Regions from separate parts of the Homo sapiens genome. Here all the other regions are linked to region 5. A link is a contact called in ENCODE Hi-C or POLR2A ChIA-PET data. All regions are on one chromosome and are shown on one strand. Each heading gives the region's core, a stretch centred on a gene start or an enhancer-like site at or near the end of the contact. The rest is flanking DNA. Distances are from core to core; before and after follow the strand shown.

Evidence for each region. Hi-C counts contacts between places; a loop is a spot of excess contacts on that map. ChIA-PET counts read pairs that join two places held with the same protein, here RNA polymerase II (POLR2A). Pooled maps may share reads with other maps.
Region 1: a loop to region 5 is called in a map with no recorded cell type, with 7 times the contacts of the local background. The contact joins two enhancer-like sites. A Hi-C loop is called at or near these places in 3 of 37 single-sample maps with no recorded cell type and 6 of 50 pooled maps. POLR2A ChIA-PET finds 5 or more read pairs at or near these places in 4 of 52 experiments (B cell, GM12878, PC-3 and 1 more).
Region 2: a loop to region 5 is called in a pooled map, with 4 times the contacts of the local background. The contact joins the promoter of CNIH3-AS1 here to the enhancer-like site in region 5. A Hi-C loop is called at or near these places in 2 of 50 pooled maps. POLR2A ChIA-PET finds 5 or more read pairs at or near these places in 3 of 52 experiments (Caco-2, H1 and activated CD4-positive, alpha-beta T cell).
Region 3: a loop to region 5 is called in a pooled map, with 3 times the contacts of the local background. The contact joins the promoter of LINC01703 here to the enhancer-like site in region 5. A Hi-C loop is called at or near these places in 2 of 50 pooled maps. POLR2A ChIA-PET finds 5 or more read pairs at or near these places in 6 of 52 experiments (CD4-positive, alpha-beta T cell, OCI-LY7, PC-9 and 3 more).
Region 4: a loop to region 5 is called in a map of prostate gland, with 5 times the contacts of the local background. The contact joins two enhancer-like sites. A Hi-C loop is called at or near these places in 1 of 168 maps with a recorded cell type or tissue (prostate gland), 3 of 37 single-sample maps with no recorded cell type and 7 of 50 pooled maps.
Region 6: a pooled map shows a loop between it and region 5 (7-fold over the local background). The contact joins two enhancer-like sites. A Hi-C loop is called at or near these places in 3 of 50 pooled maps. POLR2A ChIA-PET finds 5 or more read pairs at or near these places in 2 of 52 experiments (OCI-LY7 and RWPE1).

The regions. Positions count from the first base shown.
Region 1 is chr1:226,108,558-226,111,257 of GRCh38, reverse strand. No RefSeq gene overlaps it. Among named protein-coding and RNA genes, the nearest start is that of LINC01703, 26 kb to the right of the region's middle. RefSeq lists silencers at 182-231, 612-1,071, 1,152-1,251. Within about 2 kb of position 1,322, at least 39 of the 41 ENCODE cell types and tissues checked have a DNase peak (open chromatin) inside an H3K27ac peak, as active enhancers do; they include B cell and GM12878, where a contact is called at or near this core.
Region 2 is chr1:224,729,257-224,731,956 of GRCh38, reverse strand. It overlaps CNIH3-AS1 (CNIH3 antisense RNA 1), which reads left to right and starts at 1,365. Exons shown (of 3, transcript NR_187293.1): 1 at 1,365-1,659. It overlaps CNIH3 (cornichon family AMPA receptor auxiliary protein 3), which reads right to left. Exons shown (of 6, transcript NM_152495.2): 4 at 1,383-1,495.
Region 3 is chr1:226,082,129-226,084,828 of GRCh38, reverse strand. It overlaps LINC01703 (long intergenic non-protein coding RNA 1703), which reads right to left and starts at 1,254. Exons shown (of 4, transcript NR_146920.1): 1 at 861-1,254. RefSeq lists silencers at 854-1,433, 1,544-1,593 and an enhancer at 1,408-2,275.
Region 4 is chr1:224,497,010-224,499,709 of GRCh38, reverse strand. It overlaps a transcript of CNIH3 not described here. Among named protein-coding and RNA genes, the nearest start is that of WDR26, 64 kb to the right of the region's middle. RefSeq lists enhancers at 844-1,375, 1,451-1,650, 1,376-1,905. Within about 2 kb of position 1,394, at least 30 of the 41 ENCODE cell types and tissues checked have a DNase peak (open chromatin) inside an H3K27ac peak, as active enhancers do; they include prostate gland, where a contact is called at or near this core.
Region 5 is chr1:225,443,638-225,446,337 of GRCh38, reverse strand. No RefSeq gene overlaps it. Among named protein-coding and RNA genes, the nearest start is that of LBR, 17 kb to the right of the region's middle. RefSeq lists enhancers at 1-187, 1,083-1,132, 1,633-1,702 and a cis regulatory region at 989-1,528. Within about 2 kb of position 1,302, at least 31 of the 41 ENCODE cell types and tissues checked have a DNase peak (open chromatin) inside an H3K27ac peak, as active enhancers do; they include B cell, CD4-positive, alpha-beta T cell, GM12878 and 3 more, where a contact is called at or near this core.
Region 6 is chr1:226,027,724-226,030,423 of GRCh38, reverse strand. No RefSeq gene overlaps it. Among named protein-coding and RNA genes, the nearest start is that of SDE2, 30 kb to the right of the region's middle. RefSeq lists an enhancer at 177-226. Within about 2 kb of position 1,308, at least 8 of the 41 ENCODE cell types and tissues checked have a DNase peak (open chromatin) inside an H3K27ac peak, as active enhancers do; they include OCI-LY7, where a contact is called at or near this core.

The DNA of each region.
Region 1 (2,700 bases), core at 73-2,572, 660 kb before region 5:
GAGCAGGCACTTATGCTGGGGAACGAAGATTACGAGTATCTGGCAAACTCCCGCCGCTCCAGCCTAGAGTTCCATCGGTATCTTGAGTTCCCCTTAGTGGGGGGATTCTGTTGGTTGATACCACAGAAGAATATAATTGCATTTGCTTCCAAGGGACTCTTTCTTGCAAGACATGTCAGAAATCCGGGCTCCCGCCGTTGGGCAGCAGCACCGTGACCTCTAGCAGGCTATTTAGCTCCGGCTTCCGCTTCTGTAGATTGGAGATGATGACAATCTTGCCAGGTGGTGGTGAGGGGTAGCCGAGCTTTAAAATGGCAAGTTTCTGCTGCAGCTCCCTCCGGCTGTGTGGCTGGAGCAAGGTCAGCAAGGCCCCGGGCCCCAGGCCCCGCCATCCCCGGCTACCCGAGAGCGCGGTCGCGGACGACTAGCCAGGACGCCCCTAGAGCCGCCCTTCCTTCCTCCGCCCGCGCCGCGCGGGCCACCCGCGGACATCTGGTGGCTAAGCAGCCTCTCCGGGCTGCTGCCTCCTCCGCCCCCGCTCCGGGAAGCCCCGAGCTGGCGCCCTCGCTCTGGTCGCAGCATCCGGGGCCGCCTCTTTCGCCCCGCGCGTGGCTCCGGAAGCAGGTCGGCTTGCCTCTGGGGATCCGCGCGCCTCTGGGGGTCCGCGCCGGCCCTGCCTTCCCCAGTGGTGGCGGGGGTCGGGGGGCGCCCAGGAGGCCCAGGGGCTGCCCCTCGGCCTCGCCGCAAGCGGCCAGCCGAGGCCAGTGGGCCAGGGCAGCTGCAGGCGCCTCCCTCCCCCGCAGCACTGAACTCCCCCGCCCCGCACTCGAGGCGGCTGCCAGGAACTGAAATATTAATAGGCACAAACTTCCTGGAAAGATTTGCGTCCTCAACACAAATGACCCCGCTTTGCCCACTGAAATAAATAAATAAAGGGCAGCTCCCGGGCCAGGCGGCAGAGGAGCCGGGGGGAACTGCCGGGGAGCCGGGGGGAACTGCCGCGAACCCGCCCCCCAGCCCGGCCTCCGCCGCGGCCCACGCGCTCTCCGCACTGCTCTTGGAACGTCCCGCGGGACGCACCGGGCGGAGGGCGCGGGCTCGGGGCTCCCTTTTTTAAGCAGGGCTTGGGCGCGCGCGGGCAGCCTGGACGCCCCGGGTGGTCGCGCGCACGCCCGGCCACGCGCACGCCCCCGCCCCCGCGCTCCCCGGAGCAGCCCCCGCCCGGCCGCGCGCCCGGCCAGCCAGCCCCTGCCCGCGAGTGACGCGCGCGCCTCCCAGCCTGCGGCTCCTCCTCTCCCGACGCAACTGGCCCGCCCTCCTCTGCGCTCCTCCGCCGGGACATCTGTCATTTAGGAACCTCAAAACAAATCTCCACCTGGCGTTTAGAAATGCGATTTGATTTTCAGAGTTCTTCGATATTCGCATCTCCCGGGATTCCCTGGGCAGGGAGGCAGCTGTGGCCCAGGAGGCCAACGCGCCTCTCCTCGCAGCAGCTCAGGAGGAGGTGACAGGCCAGGAAGCCCCACTCCGACCGCCGCTTTCCCCATGCGCCACGGATTCAGCGCCTGCTCCCATCTTGCCCATAGCACAGTTCCAAAGTAGGGAAGTGTCAGTGCCCAGCTCGACCGCATACCCCATGGAGACCGCATACCCCATGGAGCGGTCCGGACGCCCCAGCTCAGGCTTCAGGCTTCTGAAGGGAACAGCTGCATTTGTTCCAACTGTTCTCCCTACCTGGAAGCCATCCATTCATTCATTTAAAATAGTTATTGAGCGCCTAATAGGTCCTATTCTAGGCACTATTCTAGGAACTGGGGATACGGAGCAAAAACAAACACAAAAATCCCTGCGCTCCTAGAGTTTGTATTGTAATGGGAGAGACAGAGCAACCAAAGTAAAATGTAAAATATGTTAAATAGTGATCAAGCTAAGGGGAAAAAATAACCACAGGGAAGAAGGATATGAAATGTGTGTGTAGGAGAAGTTAAGTGTTGGATAGGGTGCCTGGAAAGGCCTCACTGAGAAGGCTACAGTGATTTTTGAGTAAAGGCCAGAGGGAACCAAGCAAGCCACCCACACAGATATCCGGCGGCCTGCTGTGTTCCCGGAAGAGCAGGGAGGCCAGAGTGGATGGAGCAGAGTGAAGAGGAGGTGCCTAGTGGAAGCCAGGGGCCTACCTCAGTGGCTCATGCCTTTTAATCCCAGCACTTTGAGAGGCCAAGGTGGAAGGATCACTTGAGGCCAGGGGTTCAGGACCAGCTTGGGCAACATCGCAAGCCAGCCCATCCCCTCCCCATCTCTATACTTTTTTTTTTTTTTTTTTTGGAAAATTAGCCAGGCTGGCCGGTAGGGTGGCTTACGCCTGTAATGGTAGCACTTTGGGAGGCTGAAGCTGGTGGATCACTTGAGGCCAGGAGTTGGAGACCAGCCTGGCCAACATGTATTTTTAGCTTTACTAAAAATACAAAAATTAGGCCGGTGGGGGGTCCCAGCACTTTGGGAGCTGAGGCGGGTGGATCCCCTGAGATCAAGAGTTTGAGACCAGCCGGGCCAACATGGTGAAACCCTGTCTCTACTAAAAATACAAAAATTAGCTGGGCATGGTGGCACACATCTGTAATCCCAGCTACTCAGGAGGCTGAGGCAGGAGAATCGCTTGAACCCGGGATGCGAAGTTTGCAATGAACCGAGATCATGCAA
Region 2 (2,700 bases), core at 116-2,615, 710 kb after region 5:
CAGGCCCTCCATACCATACTCTCAGCTGCCTGCCAACCCTGTCTCTTCTTATTTCCCTCCAAGAACCCTACATCCAACCTCACTGAGCAACTACTGTTTCCCAAACACAACAAGTGTTCTCTTAACTCTGGGCCTTTGCACATGCTGGGCCCTCGCCCTGGAATGTGCTTTTCCAATGTCACTCTTGAGTCTAATTTAAGTGCTTCTTTCTCTATGCTCCTACCAGTATTCCTCATATGTCTGTTAAGAACATATTTCCCTCCACCACTAGGATGTACGTTCCTTAAGGGTAAAGGTTTTGCTTTACACTTAACGTGAAATCCCTCACAATGCCTGGCGTGTACTATGTATCCCGTATGTTTTCTAAATGAAGGAGTGCATGTCTTAGGTGTGGCTAAATTCAAGCCAGATTTTATGGTACAATAAAAATGATAAAACACTTTGGGGTCCAATGCTCTGGCAGCAAAGGGTCAAGGGCAGGCAACTTATCTGCGCAAATACCTTCTCTACTATTTAGATATTCCCCCACCTCTGCCTCCTGTGTCCATATGGTGACTCTATTTTACAAAAAGCCAAAAATCACATGATCTGACACATGGTCTTAGCAGGGAATAGAATCTATGAAATTATAACTGTCCCAGAAAATCCAGCCCATCTGGTAGGTGCTTTTTTTTTTATTAAGATATAATTTACATACCATAAAAGTCACCCTTTTAAAGTGTACAACTGTACAATTCAGTGGTTTTTAGTATATTCATAGAGTTGTGCAACCATCATGACTATCTAATTTCAGAACATTTTCATCACCCTAAAAAGAAAACCTTTGACCCATTAGCAGTCATTCCCTATTCTCATTCCCTCCCAGCCCCTGGCAGCCATGAATTTACTTTCTGTCTATAGATTTGCCTTTCCTGGACATTTCCTATAAATAGAATCATGAAATATGTGGCCTTTTGTGTCTGGCTTTTTTCACTGATACTTTCTTTAGGGCTTCATGTTGTAGCATGTATCAGTACTTCATTTCTTTTTATTGACAAATAGTATTCCATTGTATGGATATACCATATTTTGTTTCTCCATTTATCAGCTGATGGGCATTTGGGTTGGTTCCACTCTTTGGCTGTTGTGAATGCAACTATAGATGCTTTTAACACTGACCTACAAGGGATGGGGTTGTGGTTAATGAAACCAACAAAAAGGGCCTTTCCTTATTGGACTTGTTGCCTAAGAGCAGTTTGGGAACAGGCTTTAAAGAGAGAGACCCAGAAAGGAAGGGATGATTGGAAGGCAATAGAAGCTGTCTATTTGGGTGACATCATCACTGGAGAGCAGGCTGCCCTGGCAGAAAAGACGAAGGATATACCAGTCCCAGTCTGACTTACCTCCAGAAGTGATAGAAAAGTAGAGGGACATTCAGCCCCAGCGTGAGCCACTCTTGCGCACACAGGAACATAATGCAGAAGAGGCTATGGATGGAGTATTCTGGCAGCACCAGCTGAAGAGGGAGCAGAGACACGGCCCTGAGTTAGAGGAGGAAAACGCCACTCCTGCTTCTATGGCAGCTGACTTCTGCCTGGACACTGCCTCTCACAGACGGTTGACACAAAGGCCCTCCCTGCAGCAACGTAGAGCCACTGCCCCAACACAGATCCATTTCTGGTAAGTTCTTCTTTTTATGGCACTCCTCTTTTTATTATACCCAAACCCAAATGACACAAGCCCTCAGTGCACTGCTTACTATTAACAGAATACCACGCTTGCTCCTAGGGGTCACCCATGGATGGCCACTGGGAAGACTGGAAGAGCTGGTCCAGCCCATGTGTCATCTGACCCAAGGCAGGACCACTAGGAGAAATACTGCAAGGGTTTCTAATGAATCCATAACTGCCCTGCTCTTGTTTTTCTGGCCCCTGTGTATCCTCCTATAGTAACTCACAAACCTAAAGTGAATATGTACATTTATCACAAATATAGGAGGGTCAGGAAAAAATGGCCAGCCTCAGAAGGCAGTGGCATTTTGCCTGATGGTGGATGGAGCAAGAGGAACGCGAGAAAAACAACAATTAGCAATGATGAAGAGGGACAGTGTAGCCTCTGGGGGAAGAGGGAAGAAACTGATCCTGACCAAGAAAGGCCTGATGGTGGGAAGTGTGACCAGCAGGAAGACTAAGCTCTCCCACCTCCAATCCAGCCACACAGGTATAAATGGGTAAAAGGAGCTTAAAATCATTGAAAAGCTGCTCCCAAGGGTAACTTCATTTTATCAGAAATCAAAGTTGTAAGCTAAAGGGTAACTGTAAGGAAGAAATTTGGCACCTAGACCAGCAGTAGGGAAGGCTACAGATATAAATGCACCATTTTACCCAGTTATATAGGGAGATATAGATACATATTACTAAATATATTTATTTATATAATATATAAATATACTTTGTATTGTTTAGGCTCTCATGAATACTTTGTTCTTCCCATCAAAATCTTTTGAAACATCCTTCAAGGCCCATCTCAAATGCCACTTACCTTTTTTTTTTTTTTTTTTTTTTTGGAGACATAGTCTTACTCTGTTGCCCAGGCTGGAGTACAGTGGCGTGATCTTGGCTCACTCTAACCTCTGCCTCCTGGGTTCAAGCAATTCTCCTGCCTCAGCCTCCCAAGTAGCTGGCATTACAGGCGCCTGCTACCACGCCCAGCTAATTTTCA
Region 3 (2,700 bases), core at 5-2,504, 640 kb before region 5:
GCCTCCACGGTTCAAGTGATTCTCTTCCCTCAGCCTCCCAAGTAGCTGGGATTATAGGCGCCTGCCACCAAGCCCGGCTAATTTTTGTATTTTTAGTGAGATGGGTTTTCACCATGTTGGCCAGGCTGGTCTCGAACTCCTGACCTCAAGTGATCCACCTGCCTTGGCCTCCTGAAGTGCTAGGATTACAGGTGTGAACCACTGCGCCCAGCCATGCCCGGCTAATTTTTGAATTTTTAGTAGAGACGGGGTTTCACCATCTTGGCCAGGCTCGTCTTGAACTTCTGACCTCGTGATCCACCTGCCTAGGCCTCCCAAATTGCTGGGATTATAGGCGTGAGCCACTGTGCCCGGCCTCACTTTTTTCTTTTCTTTTTCTTTCTTTCTTTTTTGAGACGGAGTCTCGCTCTGTCACCCACGCTGGAGTGCAGTGGTGTGATCTCGGCTCACTGCAACCTCCGCCTCCCGGGTTCAAGTGATTTTCCTGCCTCAGCCTCCTGAGTAGCTGGGGGTTACAGGTGTGCGCCACCACGTCTGGCTAATTTTTGTATTTTTAGTAGAGATGGGTTTTCGCCCTGTTGGCCAGGCTGGTCTCGAACTCCTGGCCTCAACTGAGCCGCCCGCCTTGACCTCCCAAAGTGCTGGATTACAGGCGTGAGCCAACACGCCCGGCCCCTGAGGTCACTTTCGCGGGGCAGAGGGTATGAAGCTGCGGAGAACAGGCTCGAGCGCTGCGGAGCCGGGAATTACTGAGTCCCGCGACGCGCGGGCAGGACTGGCACTGTTTTTTCCAGCTCGCGGGCTCTCAGTTCATAGTATGACATCCCCACCCATCGGCCCGGAGGCTGCTGAGCACTAACCCGATTTGTTTTCCAAAGTGCCACGCTTCACCCACTCGGCAGGATATGCGGCACCTTCAGGGCCGCAGCTGCAGCTCGCGGGCTCCAGGCGTTCGCATGGCTGGGCCAGGCGCTGGAGGCGGCCCTCACCCGTGGGACGGTGCCCCCCAGGCCCCGGGACGGAAAGGAGCTGCGGCGACGGCGGGAGAGGGCCCTACCCCCGGCGAGGCTGAGGCCTCAGGAGCGGACCTCACTGCAGGCAGCCCGGGAGGGAACGGCGGGGGAGTCCCGGGTCGTGGGGGTGACCCAGCCAGGGCTGGCGGAGAAGGGCCCGTAAGGTCGGCAAACCTGGGAGAGCGCGGGTGGCTGGAACCCCCTGTGCAGGCGGCCGCGTGGGGGCGGACCCGGTGGGCGTGGCGAGCTCCGGGGGCGTGGCCTGGGCCTTGGGGCCGCGTCACGTGACAACGACCGAGGCTAGAGGTGCTGTTGGGCGAACGCGAGGCGTCTGAAAGGATCAGTTTCGCGTTTTGGGGAAAGTTCTCTCTGGCACCTGGGGCTGGGGAGGGCGAGCCGGAGGAAGAGAGCCCGGGTGAGGCGGCGATTTCAGAAATGCCTGAAAAGGGAGAAGCCCGCCCCGGAGCCACGACAGTGGGGACGCTGGAGAGATGCTGGGGACCGGCCTCCACGACCTGGGGGGGAGGGGGGAGGGGACGAGCGGCGGGCACCCTGAACCCTTAGTCCTCGAGGCCCTGACAGCGACCCTCCCTCATGCTGCCCCCGAGGAGGAGTTGGAAGGAGCAGCTGGCCCCACGCCCCGTTTCCCGAGACTGCGGGCAGCGCTCCTCAGGAGTGTGTCCGGGGCCGGCTACTTCCTCCACTAAGAGACGAGTCGCCCGGGCCGCAGGAAGGGCCTGGTGCGCGGCCATCTGCTGACCAGTCTGGAGCTAGCGTGGTGGCTTCGGCTGCGCTGACAGTGATGCCACCGAGGTCTCTTACACACCAACAAGCTTCACAGGCCCCTCACCCAGCTAAGCCCGGGCATGGCATGCCTTGAGGGTATCCGAGGCTGTGACATCTTAGCAGAAATCCAAGCTAGCCCTCCCCACCCCCTCCACTCTACCTCCCCTTCACTTGGAATCAGAACTGTTCTATTTCAGCTCCAAATGTGATGATGATGACCAAATAAAATCCACCGTGAATTGAGCCCTCACTGTGTGTGCCCGGCTCTGTGCTAAACATTTGTCATGCGTTCTCTCACATAATCCCCGGACCTCCTACCACTTTCGTTATTTTTGCCTTGCCAGCACTAATTGTAAAACTGAACTCTTATTATTACGATGTTTTAATTGACTCAAATTTAGAGGTGTTATACGAAATCACAGGTTTGATGTGTAATGTTTCTTTTACTAATTCATATACAACATATAGACCTTGCAAATGTTTGAAACTGGCCGGGCGTGGTGGCTCACGCCTGTAATCCCAGCACTTTGGGAGGATGAGGCGGGCGGATCACCTGAGATCAGGCGTTTGGGACCAGCCTGGCCAACATGGCGAAACCCTGTCTCTACTAAACATACAAAAATTAGCCAGGCGTGGTGACACGCACCTGTGGTCCCAGCCACTCGGGAGGCTGAGGCACGAGAATCACTTGAACCCGGGAGGCAGAAGTTGCAGTGAGCCAAGATTGTGCCACTGCACTCCAGCCTGGACAACAGAGCAACTCCGTCTCAAAAACTAAAAATACATACATACACACATTTAACAAATTGGATCGGCCTTTTTTTTTTTTTTTTTTTTGAGACTGAGTTTCGCTCTTGTTGCCCAAGCTAGAGTGCAATGGCGCGATCTCGGCTCACCGCAA
Region 4 (2,700 bases), core at 145-2,644, 950 kb after region 5:
TTTCAGTTTCTTGATGTTCAAAAAATGACCCGAAATAGAGAGTTATAAAAAATTGAAACTAGAAAGGTATTAGAGGGTTAAATCATGAAAGGCTTTCCTTGCCCCATTCTAAGGCATTAGACTTTATGCAGGCAGTAGGAAATCCCATTGAAAACTGTTGAGGAGGGAGGTGGCACATCAAATCTGTTTTAGGAAATTGATGGCAGGATGAAAGATAGACTGGAAGGGAGAGGGATTAGAAGCAAACCAACAAAAACAACGATTGATTAGTCATGAGTCTCGGCTGGTAAAGGACATTTTATCAAATATCTCCAGATGTCCACATGGCCTGGAGTGGGGAAGAGTAAGAAAGCAGAGATACCTATGGCAACCTCTCTTCTTATCAGAACCAATGGCCTGCCCTTCACCCTTAAGAGCTTAGTGTATACAGCAGAGAGTCCAAATCCTAATACTGTATTACAATACCTCAGAAGGCTACCCAGTTGTCATAGAAGCTTCAAACAACAGGAAATTTTTAATTTTAAAACAAAGTCCATTTTAATTTAAATTTTTAACTAACATTTTTAAAAGGCGGGGAGTAGGATACAACCCCAAAACAATAAGCTTTAACGGAGTGTCTTCACTACCAAAAGTTTGTGAATCACTGATCTAAATCATGGCACTCCCAGCACCCCTTCCCGGAGCGGGTGCCAGTCCTGGCATGGGTTCCCAGCCCTCTGGGGAGCTACTGGTGTGCTAAAGCTTTGCAGTGCCTGCGGACAGGAAGAGGCTCCAGAGCTCCCAGAGCTCCCATCCTCAGATCCACAAAAAAATGCGAATCTCTCCTAGAGCAATGTAAGTGTCTTGATTCCTCTTCCTGTCGCCTTTCCCCGCTGCCCTTTCTGCTGCACTGTTGCAGCACTGGGCTGATGACGCCAGGGCAGTGAAGGTTCCTTGCCCCCCGCATCTTCCCCTGTGCTGAAGCAGCGCATGGTAACCTGGCTGCCCGTGTTCTGATGCATTCTCCATTCTTTCCCACAGGCACACTCCCACCTGCATTCCAAACTGACTGTTTCATTTACATAATTCCAATAGCTTTCACTGCCAGCTTCCTGTTTTTGTAAACTCATGTAGAATTTTTTAGTTTCATAAGAAACAAGGGCCCCAGCTCACAATCACCCTCTACCAACATAGTTTATCTGCATCAAAGAAGACAGGGAAGCTTCTGTCCATTGGTTTCCCTTCTTATTTTAGAAATAGAAGCTTAAAAAACACCCCAGTGGTTTCCAATCCAGAGAGTTGCATATAAGCTTTTGACTTTACTGGTTACTGGCTTCCTGTTAACTGAAAGAAGTTTCAAGCTGAGTCAGAGAAGAGAACCGGGCCCAGCAGTGATTCATTAGTGTTGCTAATGACACCCCTACCGCCACCACCATCACTGCTGCTTTTGCTGGGGCTGCTGGGGCCTCCATGTTAGCCTAATCCTAAGAGAGCAAGAAACTGAAGCCATTGTCCTGATTTTCTCTTCCAGATGGCATTGCAGTGGCAGCAGTGAGCACAGGCCAAGCAAGACTGGCCTTGAGATGAGGAGGCCAGATGGGCCCTGAATCAGGGTGGTTTCAGGATGCCCAGGAAGGCACTGCTGCTGCAGAATAACTTCCCCCTCTCCCTGCCCTCCCTTTGCACAGTGCCTGAAGATTCTTCCTCCTTCTGAGCTTTTCTGGTCTTCCTGTAAGATACAAATACAGCTTAAAAGGGCTGCTCATACCCTAATATGATTAATGTGATGAGCTCACTTTGGAAAATACTAATCACTTGAGACATGCAGATGGAAGAGATGCTGAATTATAACCCAAAAGACTACCAGGCCAGAAAAGACAGTCAGGAAAGAGATGCAAGTGTCAACTACTTCTCAGTTTTGCCCAGATCCGGGCTTCACTGCAGGGTCATAGTCAGGAGCATCTGACCACCATACAGCCAGCAGTGCAGGAAGTGTTCAGCACTCTTCAGCCATGACTCTAGTTTAGGGATTTCTCTCAGTGCCAAGATCCTCCTGGAGGGCTCCAACAAACAGCAACACATAAAAAAAGTTGCTTTAGAAATGCATCTATAACAACAAAGGGTTCCCAACCCATATTCTTGCAGCTAAGTCTGTCATATGCATTATCTTATCTAATCTTCACAGCAACCTAGGAAACATCACTTCTCCTGATTCTACAGATGAACAGTGAAGATGATGCCACAAGTAAATTTCTGACTTAAAATATCATATTCCATCACAGTATAATTGATTAATTCCTAGACTTTAAAAATCAACATATCATTCACATAACATAAAATCTATCATTTTTTAAAGTAAACATAAAATCTATCATTTGTTAAAGTATACAGTTCAGTGGTTTTTAGTATATTCACTATGTTGTGCAAACATCACCACTAGCTAATTCTAGAACATTTTCATCACCCCAGGAAGAAATCTTGTACCTATTAGCAGTCACTCCCAATTCCTCCCTATGCCTCTCTCCCTGACAACCACTCCTCTACTTTCTGTCTCTATAGATTTGCCTATTTGAACATTTCATATTAATGGAATCATAAAATGTAGTTTTTTTGTGACTGGCTTCTTTCACTGCATGTTTTCAAGAGTCATCCATGTTGTAGCATATAATAGTACTTCATTCCTTTTTATGGCTGCATAATATTCCATTGTATGGATATACC
Region 5 (2,700 bases), core at 53-2,552:
TTTAAGAGCCATGGGAAACTCAGGAAGACCTAGCTGGACAGATACTACTCAGACATTTTCTCAAATAAGTGTGGCAGAGCCACTCCTCATCTGGTTCTTCCAGTCTTAGTTACCTGCCGAGCCAGGTGTGGCAGGTGTCAGGTACAGGGATCTGGGAGCTCAGAGAGCAGTAGCAGGAGCTTTAGGCTTCAGTTTTTTCTCCCACTTGATGGCCCCAGACGCCTTGGTGAAGTGAAATGCTCCCTGCCTGGGGCTCCAGGATGCCTTCGAGTGACTGCCTTAAGGTTATTGTGTTTTCTTGTGGCTACGCCAGGATGTTCTGCTTCACCAAGCATTTCCATCCTCAATCGTCATGTCCCTACTGAAACTCTGTGTTCTCTTCTCAAGCAATTTTCTGGTAAAAACATTTTCCTGGCTAGCCTGTAAGCATTGCTGTCTAGCTTTTGTGTTAGCACTGATTCAGATGGCCACTACCCACTCTGTGCAGCAGACTTTCAAGACCAAGCAGACTGATAGGCAGGCAGGAGGGTGGAGTTCTCTACCTGCTGGAATGCCCTGAGGCCCAGAGAAGGGATGGACAGGGCATCAGTGTCTCTCCCGTGTCTCTCTTGCCTTCAACCACTGACTCACCCATGTTGTTTCTCACTTAAGTTAAAACACACAGAGGGGCTGTTCTTAGAGAAAGTCTAACTCGGCTGGGCGTAGTGGCTCACGCTTACAATCCAGCACTTTGGGAGGCCGAGGCAGGCAGGTCATCTGAGGTCAGGAGTTTCAGACCAGCCTGGCCAACATGGTGAAACCCCGTCTCTACTAAAAATACAAAAATTAGCTGGGCATGGTGGCGCACACCTGTAGTCCCAGCTATTCAGGAGGCTGAGGCAGAGAATCGCTTGAACCTGGCAGGCAGAGGTTGCAGTAAGCAGAGATCACCATTGCACTCTAGCCTAGGTAACAAGATCGAAACTGTCTTAAAAAAAAAAAAGTCTAACTCTACTTTTGATCAAATTGTATTCTTGCAAACAATTTTGCAAGAAATTGATTGTCTCATTTTGATGCCATGATGACATTTTGGGAAATGTTTCCAAGTTGTTACAGTTTTCTAGCTGCCAGGACCTGGGTGCTTCCTGTGGCAGACAAAGGGTGACTCCGCGCATAGGGTGCCAAGAGGGAGGGCTCCACTCCATTCTGAACTTTTACACATCAGCCTCCTGCAAGATAAGCTTCCTGGTTTTCATATTACAACATGAACCAAACCGCAGAGGTTATGACTTCTCTGTGTTTTAAGCCCTGCCCACTTCCTGCTCACGTGCCTGGTCTGCAACGACCATTTATTTCAGGATGTGAAGTCAAAAGCAAAGCCCAAACAATAGTGAGCGGCTTCTGAGCCAAGCTCGTCAGCCTGCTAACCCACTCAGAACTGCCCCATCTTCAACATGAACAAGTGCTTCTGGAACAAATACCAGCCAATTTCACACAGTCCAGGCCTTTGACATGAAATACGGATCAGCTCTACATTTATGCACGACAATGTCGATTTGTTATCTGTTGGAGTGATTGTATACCTTCGGTGGTAGAACTGAGGTTCCCAGGGGAGCTATTAAGAAAAAAGCTTTTCTGGCACGGGTGCGGTGGCTCACGCCTGTAATCCCAGCACTTTGGGAGGCCAAGGCTGGTAGATCACCTGAGGTCAGGAGTTCGAGGCCAGCCTGGCCAACATGGTGAAACCCCATCTCTACTAAAAATACAAAAATTAGTTGGGCGTGATGGCGCATGCCTGTAATCCCAGCTACTTGGGAGGCTGAGGCAGGAGAATTGCTTGAACCTGAGAGGCAGAGATTGCAGTGAGCCAAGATCGAGCCACTGCACTCCAGCCTGGGTGACAGAGCAAGACTCCATCTCAAAAAAAAAGAAAGAAAGAAAGAAAGAGTTTTTCTGGCTAGGTGTGGTGGCTTATGCCTGTAGTCTCAGCTACTTGGGAGGCTGAGGTGGGAGGATTGCTTGAGCTGGGGGAGTTTGAGGCTGCAGTGAGCTATCACACCACTGCACTCCAGCATGGGTGACAGAGCAAGACCCTGTCTCGGGGGAGAAAAAAAAATGCAAATGCTTTCCTGACAGAACTAAGAGAGTTTGGAACTAGGGTTCTATAAAGTCAGCCCTGGTGTGGGACTTCTGTTATTACAGAGAGTACAGAAAGTGTCCTAAAAGGACAGCTGGGTGGCTGGGCATGGTGGCTCACATCTGTAATCCCAGCACTTCGGGAGCAGAGGTAGGCGGATCACCTGAGGTCAGGAGTTCGAGACCAGACTGGCCAACATGGTGAAACCCTATCTCTACTAAAAATACAGAATTAGCTTGGCATGGTGGTGCATGCCTGTAATCCCAGCTACTTGGGAGGCTGAGGCAGGAGAATCATTTGAACCCAGGAGGTGGAGGTTGCAGTAAGCTGAGATTGCACCATGGCACTCCAACCTGGCCAAAAAGAGCGAAACTCCATCTCAAAAAAAAAAAAAAAAAAAAAAAAAAAAAAGACAGCTGGCCAAACAGCAATAGGCTGATCATGTGTATTTAGCGCACATGGGCACAGCCCATGGCACCAAGGGGGACATCGAGGTCACAGATGAAAAGACTTGCTCTCATAGTGCTTACAGTTTATGAGCCAACAGCCACGTTAAGCAACAGCCTTCACTGGATATATAATTA
Region 6 (2,700 bases), core at 59-2,558, 580 kb before region 5:
CTCAGTTCACTGCAACCTCTGCCTCTTGGGTTTGAGCGATTTTCCTGACTCAGCCTCCTGAGTAGCTGGGACTATGGGCACGCACCACCACGCCTGGCTAATTTTTGTATTTTTAGTAGAGACGGGGTTTCACCATGTTGCCCAGACTGGTCTTGAACTCTTGAGCTCAGGTGATCTGCCTGTCTCGGCCTCCCAAAGTGCTGGGAATACAGGCGTGAGCTACCGCACCTGGCCTATTCCTACAGTTTCTAAAAGCAGATATAATTAGTTTTAATTTAAACCACTTTGATTTCATTCAAGCCGAGAATATCTTGGTCCTCAGATGGTGGATTCAGAAGGGAACCAAAGAGGGTTTTCATTCTGTCTCATCGTGGAGAAACAGCAGCAAGAACAACCAGCTCATCTTTCTTCTTCTTCCACTTCCCCCCAAGTACCAGAGGGGAGCTGGGGCCAGCAATATCCATCAGAGAATATCAAAGCAGAAGCACATAATGTTTTGGCACCTGTGGGCTTACCTGGTGGCATCATAAGCATCTAACACCAGCCCTGAGAGTTGAACATTTTAAAAATAGGTAAAAATACAGTGGATGAACAGGTGGCCTCAAGTTTCTGTGCCGCCTGGTCCTGGAGACATGGTGCTGTGCTCAGGTTGGCTTCCAGCCTACTTCCAGTCTGCTCCCTGTCTGCTTGAGCCATGTGGCCCTGCTGCTGGAGGCTTGGCATCTGAAGATGTGAAGCTTTTGGTTAAGAGGCTCAAAGTGCCTCTCAGTTGTTACATGGAATTAATAAGGGTGAGTAAGTGCCCGCGGCCTTCTCTGGGACACTTTCCCCTCTTTGGTTTGTTACAGAAGATAAGGCTAAATAAATTTTATATTGATTGCTTCCAGACACAAAGGAGGACATCAAAGAGGAGTAAACTCCTTTCTTTCCAAGTGATAGCGCCAGCCAATCTGTCTAGTCTAGATTGAGAATTATACCTTGCCGTGACAAAGGGTCCAAAGAACATAGTCAACTCATCATCCTTGGCCAGGAATAAAGTTATTGCTTCTTAAGGGGCGGAGAACTCTCTGGCCTCATATCGTTAACATACTTGCCACCTCTAACTAGACCCAGTCAGGCCCAATGAGCTCCATTAGAGTGAAACTCAGAACCTGCTAATACCGAAGTGTCAATGGACAACAGTATTTGTTTATGTGTAAAACTGGTACTTTTTTTTTTTTTTGGTGGAAAATGAGGAAGTGAAAAGAACGTGACCTTTGGAGTCACACAGACCTGGGTTTCTCTCCTGGCACCGCCTCTGACCTGCTGTGTCACATGAGCTTTCTGAGCTTTAGTTTCCACTTCTATGACACAAGGAGAAAATTCCCATCTTATAGGGAGAATTTAGTGAAAGGACTGAGCATTTTTTCTGGGAGATGATTGGATCCCTTCATCTGATTTTTTTTTTTTTTTTTGAGACAGAGTCTTGCTCTGTTACCCAGGCTGGGGTGCAGTGGCCCGATCTCAGCTCACCACAACCTCCACCTCCCAGGTTCAAGTGATTCTTGTGCCTCAGCCTCCCAAGTAGCTGGGATTACAGGCACGCACCACCATGCCCGGCTAATTTTTGTATTTTTAGCATGGACGGGGTTTTGCCATGTTGGCCAGGCTGGTCTCGAACTCCTGACCTCAAGTGATCTGCCTGCCTTGGCCTTCCAAAGTGCTAGGATTATGGGCGTGAGCCACTGCACCCGATCCCTTCATCTGAATTTGGAGAGGGCAAAAGTTTGAACTCTGGGTTGTGCCTGGGAAAGGTGGATATGAGGTGAAGATCAGATTCGGGCAACCACAGGAGTTGACAGAGTCTGCTGGCCCTGCCATCATTTAGTGACTGGTAGAAGGCTGCTGCGGTGAGAGCTGGCTTTGCTTCGATCCTGTTAAGTAAACCACCAGGATGCTTCAGTGTTTGGAGCGGCCTTCTTTGGTCACCCACTGTGACCTGGGGCAGAAAGCTTCCAATCTCGTTCCCACGGGAGTGTTAGAGTGTTATCCATGTTAGGAAAGAGAGTGGTTTTCATTTTCAGAAGAACACGAACACATTGGCCTCCAGATGAATATGCAGCTTCAAAGCTTCTAAAATAGCTGGCTATCCCTTGTCCTGAGTTTTTGCTCAAGGTTTATGACACTGCTGTCGGATGTCTGTTGCCCCATATTGGCTAGACCGGAAAAGTGGAATCTCTTCTCCCTCTCCACATCTGAAAGAGCAACACTGTCTGCTGTCCTACAGAGCCTGTCATTGATCTATGATTTGGCCTCTCACCTTAGACTGTTCTCAATAGGTAGAACAGCGCTCCACCTTCGCCCATGTGTAACATTAGGCTGTATAAACACTACCAAAGGAAACATACATTATTCAGGGAATGTGAGTGTGTAGGTCCCACGCCCACAGTGTGTCATGGACTCACCAAAGAGATGTGTTGCAAATAATGAGTGGCATCTTGTTTCAAACAATGCAAAGCCAACAATAATAGGAAAAATGACACTTCTCTGGATTCTCCAGCTAAGAAAACACAAAGCAGTTTTGGTGGATGGAGTTCAAGCCAATGACTTTTCTACCTAAATTATTCTTTTAGTTCTTTCAAGCTGGTTTTGCAAGGTTTTAAGGAAGCCACCCAGTTGTGGGTGGAGCATTTTCTTCTGGGAGCTACTCCCAGGTACATG